Regions from separate parts of the Mus musculus genome. Here region 1 is linked to region 2. Evidence: chromatin loops called from intact Hi-C (ENCODE). Cell type or tissue: left cerebral cortex. All regions are shown on one strand.

The links. A loop is a pair of places that touch in the nucleus more often than their neighbours do. Peaks named below come from ENCODE experiments on the same cell type or tissue, not always from the same donor. Only the 100,000 strongest peaks of a DNase experiment are listed, where the experiment ranks them.
Region 1: a loop joins it to region 2, with 6 times the contacts of the local background. A loop is called at or near these places in 4 of 42 quality-filtered maps.

The regions. Positions count from the first base shown.
Region 1 is chr10:6,975,359-6,983,358 of GRCm38, forward strand. Ipcef1 (interaction protein for cytohesin exchange factors 1) reads right to left here and starts at 5,107. Exons shown (of 9, transcript NM_001170800.1): 1 at 4,889-5,107; 2 at 4,156-4,325. The coding sequence starts at 4,314. It also overlaps a transcript of Oprm1 not described here. In left cerebral cortex, a CTCF peak has its summit at 2,675 (motif pointing left); DNase peaks (open chromatin) are centred at 1,029, 2,043, 2,677, 3,487 and 5 more places; H3K4me3 peaks cover 3,240 bases; H3K27ac peaks cover 2,703 bases.
Region 2 is chr10:6,910,175-6,918,174 of GRCm38, forward strand. The region is part of intron 7 of Ipcef1 (interaction protein for cytohesin exchange factors 1); the gene reads right to left. It also overlaps a transcript of Oprm1 not described here. Among named protein-coding and RNA genes, the nearest start is that of Ipcef1, 66 kb to the right of the region's middle. In left cerebral cortex, no CTCF peak of the experiment used is centred here; DNase peaks (open chromatin) are centred at 449, 2,280, 4,986 and 6,574; H3K27ac peaks cover 4,887 bases.

The sequences.
Region 1 (8,000 bases), 65 kb after region 2:
TTGAAGCCAGCTCTGCCAGTTACTTCCTAGGAAGCTCTGAGCCAGTTCCTTTAGCTCTTAGCTTTCTGTAAACTCACTTGGTAGTAGTAAAATTGATGATAAGTGGTTGTTATGGAAATTAGAGGTAATGTCTACAGTAAGAGCTTGGTGCAGCTTATATACACTATCTCACCTTTGTTCACATTAGACCTCATACGCAGATGCTTACCCTGCCCCAATTGTCTACTCCCAAAAGATCCAAAGAAATATTAAACAAGGATGGGAAGAATCGTGTGAGACCCATTGCTCCGTGGGGGTCCTTTCTAGCAAGCCCTCAATTGAATCATATTTTTAAGAGTAGAAATGGAAATGCCATTCCTGCCAAGAAAAATACTTGAACGAGATCTCACCTCTCAGAATCTTTTAGTAAGTGTCAGTGACTCCTCATTCCTGTTTACTTGAGAAATCAACAGATCTCAATCAAGTACTTATTTAATGCCAGACACAAAAGTACTAAAGACACAAATCCATGGTCTTGCTATGTAGCTATAATGATCAATTATGAACGACAGGAATTGGATACAATCAAAATATTATAAAATAATATAAATGTAAGAAGACAGAATAGCTAAGTTTAGGTCTATGGTAAGTCTACATAGAAGACATGGAATCAAATTAAAGTGTGGTTCTTATGAAGAAGGAAGGCTTGCTGGAACTGGGCAGGAGGAAAGGCTCCCAGGAGCAGAGCCTTTCTGAGCAGGGAATCTATAAAGACAAAGGTGTACATAGAACCAGAACACATCAGTAGAAATCAAAGGTTCCATAGCTAGCCTTGGGTTAGGATATGGAGTTTGGAGAAGGAAGAAAAAGGTACCCATTAAGATGATACCCAAAAGTGGGTTTGAACTTTATACTAAGGGCTTGGGAAAAGTGAGAGTATAGAGTTTAATTCCAGGTTTTTCACTAGCTGAGATTTTTTGTGGCTATTAAACTTATTCACTGTGCCATAAGAAGTGGCATGCAGTTACATGTGCTCTGACGCATTCCAAGCCAACAAAATGCTATGTGAGAAATGAGTAATGGCCTTTTCTAAAAAAGTCTGGGTAGTGGTGTTGGGAGAAGCAATGTGAGCAGAAAGAGGTAAGACCCTCACTGATTGCTGGGTACCAACAACAGAAAGGCAGGGTGGGGAGGGTGACAAAGTCCCTGGGAAATAATGACAGCAACAGGGATGAGCAAAGGGATCTGACCGGGTAGTTTGTACACTCACAGCAGAACTGCCACTTGTGCAGGTGATCTCTTGGTCCCCCTTCGGAAATGAGATCATATGATATCACTTATCCTGGTCCCCAGAAAAATTTAGTGTGGCATATCATAATCAGGGACCAAAGGGGCCAAGACAGGAAGCAGGTTTTATTCACTCCTTTCATGTATGACTTCAGCAGTTTATACTAGGTCTTAATCTTTTAAAGTATGCCTCTGAGGTCTGAGACTTTCTGTCTATATCCCTGTCTGTCTCTATCTCCCTCTGTCTCTCTGTCCCTGTCTCTCTGTCTATGCCTCTTATTATCTATTTATGTCTATCTCTATCTCTTATCTCTCTCTGTCTATCTCTGTCTCTATCTAATCTTTCTCTGTGTCTTTGTCTCTGTCTATGTCTCTGCCTAACTCTATCCCTATATCTGTCTATCTCTGTTTTTGTCTCTCTCTGTTTTTAATCTCTGTCTGTTTCTTCTCTACCTATCTCTATCTATCTCTGTCTGTCTGTCTGTCTGTCTGTCTGTCTCCATCTCTGTCTCCCTCCAGAGATTGTGCCCTGGACCTCATGCATGCTAGGCAAGCACTCTACCACCGATGTATATCCTCAGACTTTTATATTTCTTTTTCATTTTGAGACAGTGATTTACTAAATTGACAAGACTATCTTTGAACTCACTCTGTAGACCAGGCAGGCCTTTGTACTTGCAATCCTGCTGCCTCAGCCTCCTGAGTAGCTAAGACTATAATCCTGTGCCAACATACCCAGCTAAAGATTGTTTTGAAGAATAGATAAGAGCCTGCATTTAAAATACCTAGAACATCCATCCCTTGGCATATGGGAGATGTTCCCTGGGATAGATCATCATACTATATACAAAGTCACAAAGAATAGAGTCACAAAGTCCTCTAAGAAGAATAAGGAACAGACTGCTAATTAAATCTTAATTGAGGTCTACCCATAACAAATACACAATTGAGATGTCAGGAATGACTGCAGCAAAGAGAGAAAGCAAAACAACATGAGAAGTCCTCCACAGAAAACTCTTTCTTCTGTACACCATTTATAATCCTCTATCTCCCTGGGCAATTAACAGCAAGCTGATTCTCAGGCTAATGCTACTAATTTAATGACACTAAAGTACATGACCAGTATCCCAAAGCTTACTTTCTGCATCTAATGAAAACACACAGGGATGGGGAACCCACAGGCATCTAAGACTCCATCTTCTTCCCCCTCCCTAGTCTAAGCCAACATGGCTGCTCCATACAGAAGAGTGAGATTCCTGATGTCTAAGATTAGGGATGTCTGAAACCTAAAAGTAACCTGCTCTACTCTCCTAAGAGAAACAGAAGCTGAAGAAGCCAAATGAGCCAAGTGGTAATTGTGTGGGTCCAGAGAGGACGTTTTCACATTCTACTAAGACAGGGATGGTGCCATCTGGCGGAAAGATGGGAGAGATATGCTAAATGGCCTGTTTATCTCTGAGCCCTGTTATGTCCCATAGATGCAGCAGTTCCAATACCCAACTATCCCACAGACTCAAGAAATCCCCCAGTGCTATGTATAGGGTAACTGAGATCAGCTTGTCTTAAGGAGCATCTAGGTGACAGTCACTCCATGATAACTACCCAAAATGCCATAGCTTAGAATAATAGGAAATAGAAGCTGGAGAGATGACTCAGTAGATAAAAATGCTTGTGGCCAAGGTAGACCACTTGAGTTAAATCCCAGGGACCTATGCTATAGAAACAATTCCTTATTGTAAGTTGTCCTGTGACTTCCACACATGAGTGATGACACACATATACCCAAACACACACACACACACACACACACACACACACACACATACAATCAATCAATAATAAATAAATAAATAAATAAATAAATAATTCAAAAATTAAAAATAAAATAATAGAAAACATAAAATATTTATGTTAACCTTAATTTCACTTAAGAAGGAAGTTGTATTTGTTTGGAAATCTACCCAGTCCTGGGTTGGCTTCATTTAGCACTGGTCCCTTAAATGGTTTAACAGAGCGTCTCTATGGGTATTTCTTCTACAACAAAGGGACCCCAGTTCTCTCAAGATCTGCAATGGATTCCCATTCACCAGAGTCAGTGACAGATCCACCAGCAAAGCTCTTCCACAACACTAACATTCCTCTCAGAATGTCTCTAGAGGCAAAGGACAATACAATAACTTCATTTCCAGCTCTTTTTCTACAGCCAAACCATGAAGCTCACCCCAGTAGCGTGTGCCCATCAAAGGATAAATTCAGCAACTATCTCAGTGAATGTTGCCCTCTACAATGCTTGGACACCAATGTCACCATGGAACAATGTCACCAGTCCCTCCACAAGGCTGGCATACAGGTTAGCCATCCCAAACCAACCCATCTCAGGAGAAGAGAAGGTAGTGGATAAAGGATGGAGATCACTCCCTGAACTGATGGATTAATATCCTCAATAGAGGGCAAAGCTGAGTCCCTTTTTAATAGACCTTAGCAATGCAACCTCCCCCACCACCACCACACACACACACACACACACACACACACACACACACACACACACACACACACACACAAATGATATCCAGACAGATCCTGAAACTATTAGGATCTCACAAAATAATAAAATCAGGGGAACCCGAGGGCTCTTTCCTTAAGCAAGGATATATTTAGGGCCCCTTTTCTTCCTCTCCAATCAGAATAATGAAGCCAGATGGCTTCTCCCGAACAGCACAGCTCATTAACCTACATGGTTCCTGGGGCAGAAATGAGTCCCCTAACAAATCTGCTAGCTTGCTCTGTTCCAACTCGCAGAGAATCCCTTCCGCATGGGCATCCTCCGGCCAGCACTCTGGAAGCCACGCTTTGGTAAAGGGGCTAGGGCAGGAGGAGGTCACTCACCATTTGATTGCTATACCAATACAGCGATGAGCCCTTCAGCACCACCCAGAACTTTTTCCATTTGTTGCTTAGAAAAGTTCCCTTTTCCTTTTTCTTGTACAGCCAACCCTGGCAGTCAGCGTGGCCCAGATCTTTACAGGATATCCTTCTCCGACTCATGTTGAAAAACCCTGCAAGAGTTGCATGGACAGGTGAGTGTGACCCGGACTCAGGTGACAAAATAAAAGGCAAGGTTTAGCTTTTTGCACGGCGAGGATTAGACGTTTTCATTCATGCAAAGTGAATATTTTTTTAAAAATCATGTATCTGTTCTATTTTTAAACCTCCATTCCGTGCCTAGAAAACCCGGGCAAAGACACTTATATGCAAGTATGGGTCTAAGAACCTGAGTTAAAGAGAGTAAGTTGAAAACGTTAGACTCAGGGGCTGGAAGCCACATTGTGGTAGACACGCCGGTTCTTCCCACAATAACAGAGGCAGTTATGCAATAGGAACGGAAGGGTTAAAGCCCACCTAGGAACACGGTGACTTCCCGGACTCAGTGCCAGCTTCTCAAAAAAAAAAAAAAAAAAAATTAATCTGGCACCCATCTCCTGATATTAAGATTCAGACAGTCAAGAATCTGATCCCCCCACCCCAACCCACCCCAAGGAGGCATCCAGGAGAGAGAGAGAGAAAAAAAATCACACTAACGGACAAGAAAGGAATAAAGGAACAAAAGGAATCGAATTACCTTGAGTTTTCTTCCTGGGCTTCTGACGCAAGGGAACCTGCTGGAAATGCAGGAAGGAAAGAAAAGAGAAAATTTCTGATTGTGTTGTAACATTTGTAAAGAGAGAGGGAGGGAGGGGGTGGCAGTGTTTATGAGCGGGGTGGATTCTAAAAAAGAAAAAAAGCCTCTCCAAGCAGAGCTCAAGGGAAGCTACCAGCTGAGGCACAAAATGTGCTAATTAGAATCGATATACATTGAGCCGAACCTGGGAAAAAGAGTAACAGGCATGTATGCACCGCTTCCTGTTTCCTCCCACAAGCAGCTCTTGCTACTGCTTAGGTTAGCATGGCACAGGCTTTGTTGAAGTTTGAAAACATCATGAAATACATTTCAAGAAACAATTATCTTTTCTTTCTCCCCTTAGTTTCTAAATCATATCAACTATTTTAAGTAAAACTGGAGAATAATTGTTTCCATCTCAAGCTATTAAATGCTCACATCACACTAACTTCGTGGTCTTGCTAATATGCAGGAAAAATTATTTATCTCTTCTTGGACTCTTCAGAGACTCTAAAGCCCCTCGATTGAGAATTTCTTATTTGCAGCCTAATATACATATCTCATTCTATCTTTATCTCTGAATATTTCTCACATGTCTTATAGAAGATAAATATTCAAATATTCAAATCAGACATGAGGATTTATACAAAATACACACATTTCTCACAGCACATTTTCATCAAGTCATATGAAATCAGATTCCAAAAAACACTGGGAATCCCAAAGGAAAAAATATGCTTGCAAATGCCTCTCCTGCTGTGTCTGTCTGTCTGTCTGTGTACATGTATGTATACAAACATTAGACAGAATTTTAGCTTTAGAAAACTTCATTTTTCTTCCACGGCATCTATGCTAAAATCCTTCAGGTTTAAATAGATTTCATTTATGTTAACAAGCAGAGATTTTTTTTTAATTTTTAAGCATTCAATTAAAATGTTCTAAAAGTTGGTAGGTAACTTCATGAAATGTATGGTTCTCTGGCTGCATCTGGCTAGAAGTCCACATATCTAACTACTGATGGATGGCAGCTGTGGCTCTGCCATATGTTTACAAGGGAATAGAACCTATACTGAAAATAGGAATTTTTTTAAAGCAACAGGCCAAGATTTAACAAGGAAAATTCACTCAATATTACCCAAGGAAAAGTCACTCTAAGCCCATAAATATGTATGTATGTATGTAAGTATGTATGCATGTGTGTATATATGTATGTAAGTTTGTATGTGTGTATATGTATGTAAGTACGTATGTGTGTATGTATGTATGCATGTATGTAAGTGTGTATGTATGTATGTAAGTTTGTATGTATGTAAGTATGTATGTATGCATGTATTTAAGTGTGTATGTATTTATGTAAGTTTGTATGTGTGTGTATGTATGTATGTATGTAAGTATGTATGTGTGTATGTATGTATGCATGTATGTAAGTGTGTATTATGTATGTAAGCATGTATGTATGTATGTATGTGTGTATGTATGTATGATTTCTAATCCCATAAGTCTCAAGCATATCTGCCAAGATTTATTTGTGAAAATATTCTGATAACTAAAAATCCTGTTCCTGTAAATAACCACATATCAATGCATCATGGAGTGTACAAAGATAAGCAAACACTTAATAAGCAAAACCCATCATCTTAGAGTAAGGATGACTCCCATTTCCCTCAGCAGGGAGGTTGGAGTTGAGGTTAAATTGTTTTTCTTCATGGATACAAGACCAGGGAAACCCTGAGTTGGCTTTGTTTTGTTTTGTTTTAGAAACATCCTTTCTTCCCTTGGATCATTGATTGATCTCTTTGAGGGCAATTTTTAAACAGATTCAACATGTGTCAGTCATGGCCTGCTAATCAAGTCTAAACACACTGTCCTGTTAAGGAGCTCCATCTATCTTTCCTTCCCCGAATATTTCCCACACTACCAACTTCTTGGTCTACGATTCTCTACTATTCCTTAGTCTCTGGGCTAATTTTTTATTTTTTATTTATTTTTTTTTTATTTTTACACCACTATCCTGAGATCAAGAAACCCAATTAGTACCTACTGGTCACACAATATTGTCCAAATTGAGTGCTGGGGCTGATGACACAGGTAATAAATGAACTTCCTTGTAGGTAAGACTTGGGGACTCTGGGATCCTAAAAGGCAAGCAAAGTAACTAAGAACCAGGGTTGTGGGAAAAAGCAGAGATGGCCAAGTTGATTCCTAGAAGGCTGGAAGCCCAGGTAAACAAGATGAAACTACATTGTTTCAAACAGCAACAGCAGCTTTTAAAAAGAACCCCCAAGTAGGACACAATGCCTGGGGAACAGCTTTGAAGTCTGGAAGGAAAGAACAGAAGAGGTTTTGTATTCTTTGGCTCCTGGTGCATGGAACAGGGACCTGAGTCTCCATTGTGTGATGGCTCCCAGGGACACTGCTGGCTCTTCAGCTCCACCATCAAGCCTAAGGTGGTTTCCAGAGAAATCCAAGTCAAAACTGTGCGTCTTCATGTCTCCTATTATCAGTCCCAGGTCTACAGCTAGATTCTTGCACTGAGTCTGGGTTGAGAGTTGGACATCCACATCAGGTCAACAGTCCCCTGAGCAGTGTTCCATCACTTCCAGCAAGCTCCTTGCCATCCAACCCTGCCCTGACAGCCCTTCCTCACGGCAAAGCTGCTAACTGAAATAACAAACTAGTGAGGGTTTCAGTTTCACTTGATAGATGTGACTATGAAACCCCCAACTGTTCTACAAGAAGTAATGAAAACAACCTTTGAGAGCTTTACAGAGTCTTAAGACACATTTTCCTCCTCACAACAGGAAGTGGAACCCATGAACTAGTCAGTTTCAAGACCTTCATGTGGCTTTCTCACTGGGTAGGTTGAAAACACTGACAGGCGATTGAGCAATTTATGAGACCATTTCAACCTTCACAGATATTTAAAGTTTAATGAGCTATTTCTCCCAACCTATTTTCTTCCTGTTTGAATGACATAGAGAAAACTGACATCTTATTCTAATAAATAAATAAGTTTTCTCTAAAATAGATCTAAAACTTGGGGGTCAATTCTCTAGGAAAATATATGCATAGT
Region 2 (8,000 bases):
ATGTCCCACTGTCATCTTCAAATGTAACATGTTTGGAAAGAACCAAGGAGAAGAGATGGACCATAAGTTTACATGTAATGTTGTAGTGTTTGAGGACATAAAAAAGCCACGGAAGACACCTGTCACCATCAAGGCAAGCAAGCAAACAAACAAACCAACCGGTGGTCTGTACACACTGAATATTCTGATACAGCCCCTAATGCCTGGAGAGTAAAAGGCTATTACAGTCATTCTTTACATTAACTTGACAACCTTGCATGATAGCACAGCTTAGATGATGGTAGACTTTAATTACCCAAATAAGAACAAAACTGGACAACTCCTTTTAGCATAAAAATGCTTCCGCCCAAGCAAGTAAGCAGAGTGTCACCCTGAGGGACAAGTCCCAAGTTTCTGCAACGGCAAGTGCCACAGCTATCACACACTGAGTTTTTCTTCTAAGGCAGGCACTGCATTAACAGTTCTACCAACATCCCCTCAGCATCCTCCCCTATTCCTGTGAGGGAGCTTCGTCAGCACTGATGTCAAGGAGAGAATGCCAACATAATGACAGACCACAGAGCGTGACCAAAGGCACAAGGAGACAAGCATGGGATATAAACTGAAGGTTATCATTCCCTACGTGACCCTATCCATACACACTGTGTGCTACAAACACAGGGTTCAAAGGCAAGGTTATCATTCCCTATACGGATGTCCTGTAAATAAAGTGTTGATGCTGATGCTCTATCCACATAAAGTTCAATGGAGACCCTTAAGCCAAGCAATCTGCAGATCCTGGAGCAGTAGCCAGCTGAATGCCCTGATCTCTGCTTGCACTACTCATCTGCAAAGCTTTGGCTGCTGAGATGCCCAGGTTTCCTGCTTAAAGAATAAGAAATTCACAAACTGGCTAGAAATGGAGGATGGCTGGGTCTGAACTAGACGGCTAAAATGGGGGAGCACCTCCTTTCGGCATCAGGAGAGTCATGTATACAATCTGTGTATATTCACAGAGACATGAGCACAGTAAAGGTGTGAGTGATTAGAAACTAGAATCAAGGTGCTAAGCAAATGGCTCAATGAGTAAATAGCTTGCTTTACAAGCATGAGGACCTGAGATCAATCTAAGCACCATTGACAGAGGCTTAAATACATAAACATACATTTACATATTAATACAATAAAATATAAATCCATTAATTAATATAGTAACTATAATTAATATAAGAAAATGTAAACATAGTCATAATATTTATAATATTCTTATTACATAATACATTATATTACATATTTCATATATTATATGGTTATACATATTATATACTTATAAGTATTATATATAAATGATATATAGAGAAAAATTCATATAAAGATTTATATTTATTTATACATATTTTATTTATAAATTTACACAAAATATATAAGATATATATGTGAGATTCAAAGAAAAAAGTTAGAGTTTTGGCAAATATGCTTGAGTTTTTAAATGCACTTAATGACCACAGATGAGTATGTGGCTCAGAGACGGGTAACATGGTTAGGATGTGAAAGCTCAGAAATGAGCAGGGTAACACACGAAAACAGAAACTGGAAGCTCCATTCCATTTATACATGCCAGTGGCTAATAGTTACAAATAAAATAAATAAAAATAGATCTTAAAATAATATTTCAAATATAATTTGTAGAAATTAACAAAATAGCCCAGCACTTGGGAGATAGAAGCGGGCAGATCTCTGTGAATTCAAGGGTAGACTGGTCTACAAAGTGAGTTCCAAGATAGCCAAGGCTACACAGAGAAATCCTGTGTCAGAAAAAGAAAAGAAAATAAAGAAATCTGTTAACAAAATAGATTCATGGATTGTATAGAAAAGAGTGGAAACCAAAATATTTTATTACAATATGTTAAAAAGAAAGCAAATGGCAAAAGGTTAAAAAAATTAATTTTATAAACTGAAAGAAATTTAAAGCATAATCATCGAGCATAAAGTTATAGATTGCTTGTGCACAGGCATACATGTATACTGTGCGTGCACACACACACACAAGGGAGAGACAGACAGACAGAGAGAGAGAGAGAGATCAACAAGTACACATACTAACACATAAAATCAATGTAAGAAGGGGTTTCTTATTTAAGATGAAAATGGTACTAACTGCAAGCTCCTTCAACGCTCCTTTTCTATACCGCTTCATAACCCTAGTAAGTAACTTCCTCCTACTAGCTGTCCCCATCTCAAAGGTTCCACATCTCACAATATTGTCACAAGCTGGAGACTACGCTCTAGCACAAGAGCCTCTGGGGGAAATTCTATCTAAAGCATCACATATGACAACAGCAAATGCCACTAAGCCCGTGAAGCAACAGGACTCTAACTCACTGCTGGTAGGAATGTAAAAAACAACAGTGAGACTGGGAAAGAGCCTTTCATTGTCTACAAAGTTAAATGCAGTCTTTGTATACAACTCAGCAACGACAGACCTTTGTGTTTACCCAAAAGAGCTGGCAATGTGTAATTACACACAGATACACGGGTGTTAACTAAAGTGCTCATTTTAAAGATTTAGAAACAGCTCTGGTGCCACGCATAGTCACACATAGATAATATGTGATCCATACAATGAAATACTGTTCAATAATTGTTTTTTTTTTTAAAGACCTATTGAGTCATGGGAAGACATTTAAAAATCTTGTTTCTATACTAGAGGGGGAAAATAAGGCTACATCTGAAAAGGCTATATCTCTGTGTCTGTAACCATATGACACTGGGAAAAGTAACACCAATGAGATAATGAAATGATTGGCCAGGAATGGTAGCACATCGCTGTAATCCCAGCATTCTGGGAAGCTGAGGCAGGAGAATTGACAGGTGTTTGAGGCCAGACTGGACCACCTAATGAGTTTCACAAAAACTGACGCTGTAATATAAGACACTGTCTCAAAACACTAAAACAACCTCCAAAAGATTACCCATCCTCTGATGTTTGGAGAGGAGAAGGCAGAGAAGGAGCATGGGGCATGTCAAATGCGATGGTGGACCTCTGTGAGTCTAGTGTGGGGATACATCACTGTTACATATCATCAGGTACATAGGAGGTAGAACCTTGCACAGCAAAGACTGCACCCAAGTATCAACTACAGGCTTAAGGTCATAAGGGTGTATTGGTGTTTCTATGGGATGCAGAGCCCCAGTTGATAGATCTACAAGGTGACATATACCTTCATACCTGAGGCTAAGAGAACATTCCAGAAAAGAACACAGAAAGATTGTAAGCAGGAGAGATCCAAGATATCTGCTGTGAGACACTGTTTTTTATATATGAGAGGAAGCTGAACCCATGAATTCTTAACAACATGGTTGCCTAAACAAGACACAAATGACACCACCAGTTGACATGTCAGCATAGATGTCATAAGGCCCTACTCCTAGATGAAGAAAATCACTGCTAAGATAAAATAAAAATCCATTTTTCCCCCCAGGGACTCAGTAGATTGTATATAAATATACATGTGTATATGTATGTACATATACATATATATGTTATATATACATAAATGTGTATATATACAAAATGTAAAAATAACAATAAAAGGAGAAAAGGTCACGAATTTGAGATGGGGTGAAGGGCACACAAAAGGAATGTCTCAATATTTGTTTTCAGTTGTAAGATGTGACCCATGCTCGTGCAAAGGGTTAAATAATAGAGGATTGTAGGAAAGGGGGGAGGGTACAGATAGTGTTCTTTCTGCTCAGGTTCTGTAAGTCTAGCACTGTTTTAAAACCTAAGTCTATAAGTTTGAAGAGTCTGTTTCCACCAGCATCTTATGCAGCTGCCCAAAGCTGGGCAAAACTTGTTCACCAATAGAGAAGACTTCTCACGGTGCTTTAAAACAAAGGAATTCTAGAAAGCACATTCCACAACGATGGAGAGGAAAACTAAGATGGTGGCTACCATGTATGTGTGTGTGTGTGTGTGTGTGTGTGTGTGTGTGATGTAATATGTGTATGATATTTTTTGCCATAACAAATCATCCTTAGGAAAGAAACATTCAAGATCTAAATGTGAAAAGAAACATGAAAAGAACTAGACAGGTGTTACAAGAAAAATGAGAATGAATGAAGACCACTCTAGTCATCCCCAAAGCCATTTGTGTCCACTAGGCCTTACAATGAGCCAGCAAGAAATTCAGCATGATTGACAGCCTGACAATGGTGGAGGTGTAGCAGATGACTTGGGCTCAAAGCCACGTGGATTCAGAAATGACTCCATCATCAAACCCCAGAATGTCCCCTAACTTTCCTTCCAGTGTGCTCTTCTCAACGCTATGCATATAAAACAAAAATATTTTTAAAAGTAAAGAAAAAGAAAGTGGTCAAGACCTTTAATCCCAGCACTTGGGAGGCAGAGGCAGACAGATTTCTGAGTTCGAGGCCAGCCTGCTCTACAAAGTGAGTTCCAGGACAGCAAGGGCTATACAGAGAAACCCTGCCTCGAAAAACAAACAAACAAACAAAACAACAAAAAAAGAATAGTTAATAAACCAGAATCCTGGTCACAGAGCCTTAAGAGGAATTTCCAACATGAGGCACATCTGAGCCTTCTCTTCTCTGAGGAATACATTTGGTCTTCTAATCGGAGAAGGAGTCACAGCCATGAGCAGTGGTGCACCTGGAATAGCTATCCCCAAAGCAGACTTCCTTCAATGCACTGTCTCAATTTGAAATGTGTTTACCCAAAACCTTTCCCCCTTGAAACTCCCTTCTCAATGCAGGCATTCTCCTGTACCTACTCCACACACAGTTTCCTCCGAACACATTGAATCTTCCACCCTTAAGAGTGACCCCTAACTCTATCCGCTTCTACTTCTATCTAGCTGTCACTCATTTTCCTGCTTCTACAATCTAGATTTCACTTGTCACCAGCTTCACCTTCCTTGTTCCAGTGAGTTTCCACTGCTTCCCGCATCTACTTCCTAGTCTCAGCAACTAAGTATAGAACCAAGATGGAATAAAAAAAGGTGATAAAATTCTGACTACCACAAATGACCTAGTTACATGGGATGGATTTGTAGACAGCCTATCAGTTTATTTTACAGTAAATTTAGAAGATCTTTGTCACTTAAGTGGGAGCAATGAAAGACATAGTGAGTCAATCATCCAGCCTGAGATCCAAGCCAGGACAACCAACTGTCACACAGACAAGATGCTCCTATTAGTAAATATTTATCCCCATGTTAAGATCATTTCTCATTATCATACAAACTGGTAGAACTGGGAAGTACTCTACAGACTAAATTTAATCCTAAGTGTGCAATGGCTGAGATGAATGAGGCATAGAATCCCTCCTCTCTCCCTTGTTCCCAATTGTACTTTTACCCTCTTACTTCCTGCCTACCTTTATTCTAGTATAGCCTATGAACTACGACTAAAAGAACTCTTTGGAATCACAGGTCATCGCCTCTATGTCATCACCTCAGTGACAAATGGCCATGAACTATCTGTTGAAACTAATTATGCCTAGTCCACCATTCAACATTGTCCCAGTTTCCCTCTCCCTCCCATTCCCATGCCCTACCCCATGCAGTCTTCCTTAGGTGCGACGGTTTCTACTCTGTGTCCCCACTTTTATAAAGCCTTGGATATCTCCTTTAGTACACACTTTTTTCTTCTTTTTTTACCTTCTTTTCCTTTGTTAACTGTGTCTCATTCCTCCCACTTGCCTCAGTGGATGTGACAATGTTTGGGGGCAGTCACCTTTAGATTTTAGACTTGTGTGTTAGCTTAAAGTATGTGTTAGGACCCTCATCATAATAACAGCAATGCTAAATTTAATTGAAGTCAGCCTTCAATTTAGTTTAGTTTAGTTTTAATCTACTTGTGAATCCTGTATTTCACAACGCTCAGAAACCCACTCTCCAAAGATAGGAGATGAGCACTTAATTAACCCCACCACTTCTTTTGCAGCTATGCTGGGTTGCAAGGCTTGGTGGAGAAGCCCAGAGTTGTGTTAATCTGAAAGCTTCAGTATACAAAGGCAGGAGGAAGCTATTAGCATGCTCTCTCCCTTTCTTCCTCCTTCCTGTAGCTTACACTACAGGGAGAAGTGGGTAGAAGGATATTTAAACTAAGAATCAAATTCTTGCAACCACAATTTTAATTGCACACCAACTGCAAAAAAAAAAAAAAAAAAAAAAAAAAATTTCTTCCATTGTCTAACTAGAAGAAAGGCTATAATACACCCTGTCTGCTTTTCTCAGAACTCGACTATTAACCTTTAAGATTCCTTTCCAGGGTAAAAGCTTCTTTCCCCAGAAAAATGTATCTGGAGACTAGAGTTTAATCTTCTAAAAAAATTAACTCCTTTCATGATGACACTGAAGCTTCAAACTCTGAAGCCTTCAGCACAGTATTTTAGACACTGAAACATCAGAGACTCTTCCTCACATTGAGAAGCTAAGACCATAATTTTTAGCAGTCACACAAAAAAGCTACCTCCTTCTCCAACAGGCAAACATGCATTCACAACACCCGATTTGATTACTCAACAGCAAGTCACAGCAAACACGGGGGAAGTTTGGGCTGCCGTTTCCATGGAGATGACTTGATGTGGTTCAGCTCTTCTGGGAATGAAACCAAATCCCCAACAGCAGGAGAAAATCAGCAGCAAGAATTCTCTAACATATGGCAACTGCTAACAAACCAGTATGGGGAAAATACCTTCATTCTCTTTTCCTCTCTACCAGAAGAAATACCTTCCCAACAAGCTGTTTGAAAAAGCACCTAGATTTTCTTGGTCATTCTCTGTGTAATTCAAAACTGATTACTACGGGGTCTCTTTATTCTTAGATTAAAAGAGCCGCTGTCTCCTAGATTCCTCAGCCCATGAATTCCCAGGGTAGCACTTAGACAGGGACGAGAAATGCATCCTTCCTCCCATAACTCTGCTTATTAATCCTTGAGGGAAACTCAGTCTGCAGGCTTACCTCTTGGGAAAGAATGTAAATGGAATTTTACTATCTCTAGTGCCTTGGAAGACATGATTGTCACAGAGAGGAGAGAGTTATTTCCACATCTTTTTAGAATTATTATTATTGTTGTTCTATTATTATTTTTATTGTACTGTGAGGTTTCTGGGGACACACATGTGCTACAGTATACTTGCAGAGGTCAAAGAACAACTTTTAAAAGTTTATTTTTTTTATTACCTTTAGGATTGTCCAGGTTTAAATTTAGGATGTTAGGCTTGTACATCACAAACTTTACTTACCCACTGAGCCATCCCTTCAACCCCTCTTGTATTTCTCCTTCTAATCAAATGATTACAGTCAGTTCTTACATGGGAAACAATTGCTCCACTTTCCCCATTTTAACGTCTGTGTGTTTCTTTTTTCTTTTCTACATTTATTTTCATTCATTCATTTATTTTTATGAGAGTTTTGTTCAAAGTCTTTGAATCATATTCCACCTCCTCCACCAGAACTCCTCCCAGATGCATGTCCTCATCCCTGCCTTCCTAACTCTGTATCCTTTAAAAACAAACAAACAAAAACCTTCAGTACTAATCTGTGCTGCCCAAATACTCTGTGACGAGTGCAAGACCATATTTTCATCTTGTAAGCACAAAGCTAAAGACCACTTAAAATCTACACTTGAAAATTTCTGTGTCTTTGCCAGAACAACAACAACAAAAACCAATCAATATGTACTGCACACGCTGTATTCAGTGAAAATGGCCCTCTCCAGATGATAGGCACATCCAATGAGAGGCGCGCACAGCACACGCCAGCTCCTCTGCTTTGAACAGCTCATATAGCTTCAGAGAAAGAAGTCTCTTAATTCATGTTTATACCTGGCATTAGGTTTTACCCCTGACCTTAATTGCAAAGGAGTTACTACTAACCTAACCCAAGACTTTGTTTATAGAACACCCCCTTGTGTATCTGTGGCCCATGAGAGACCACTGCTTCCCTTCCTCATAGAACCACCCTCATCCTAGCGCTCTCCCTCAGTGGTGATGC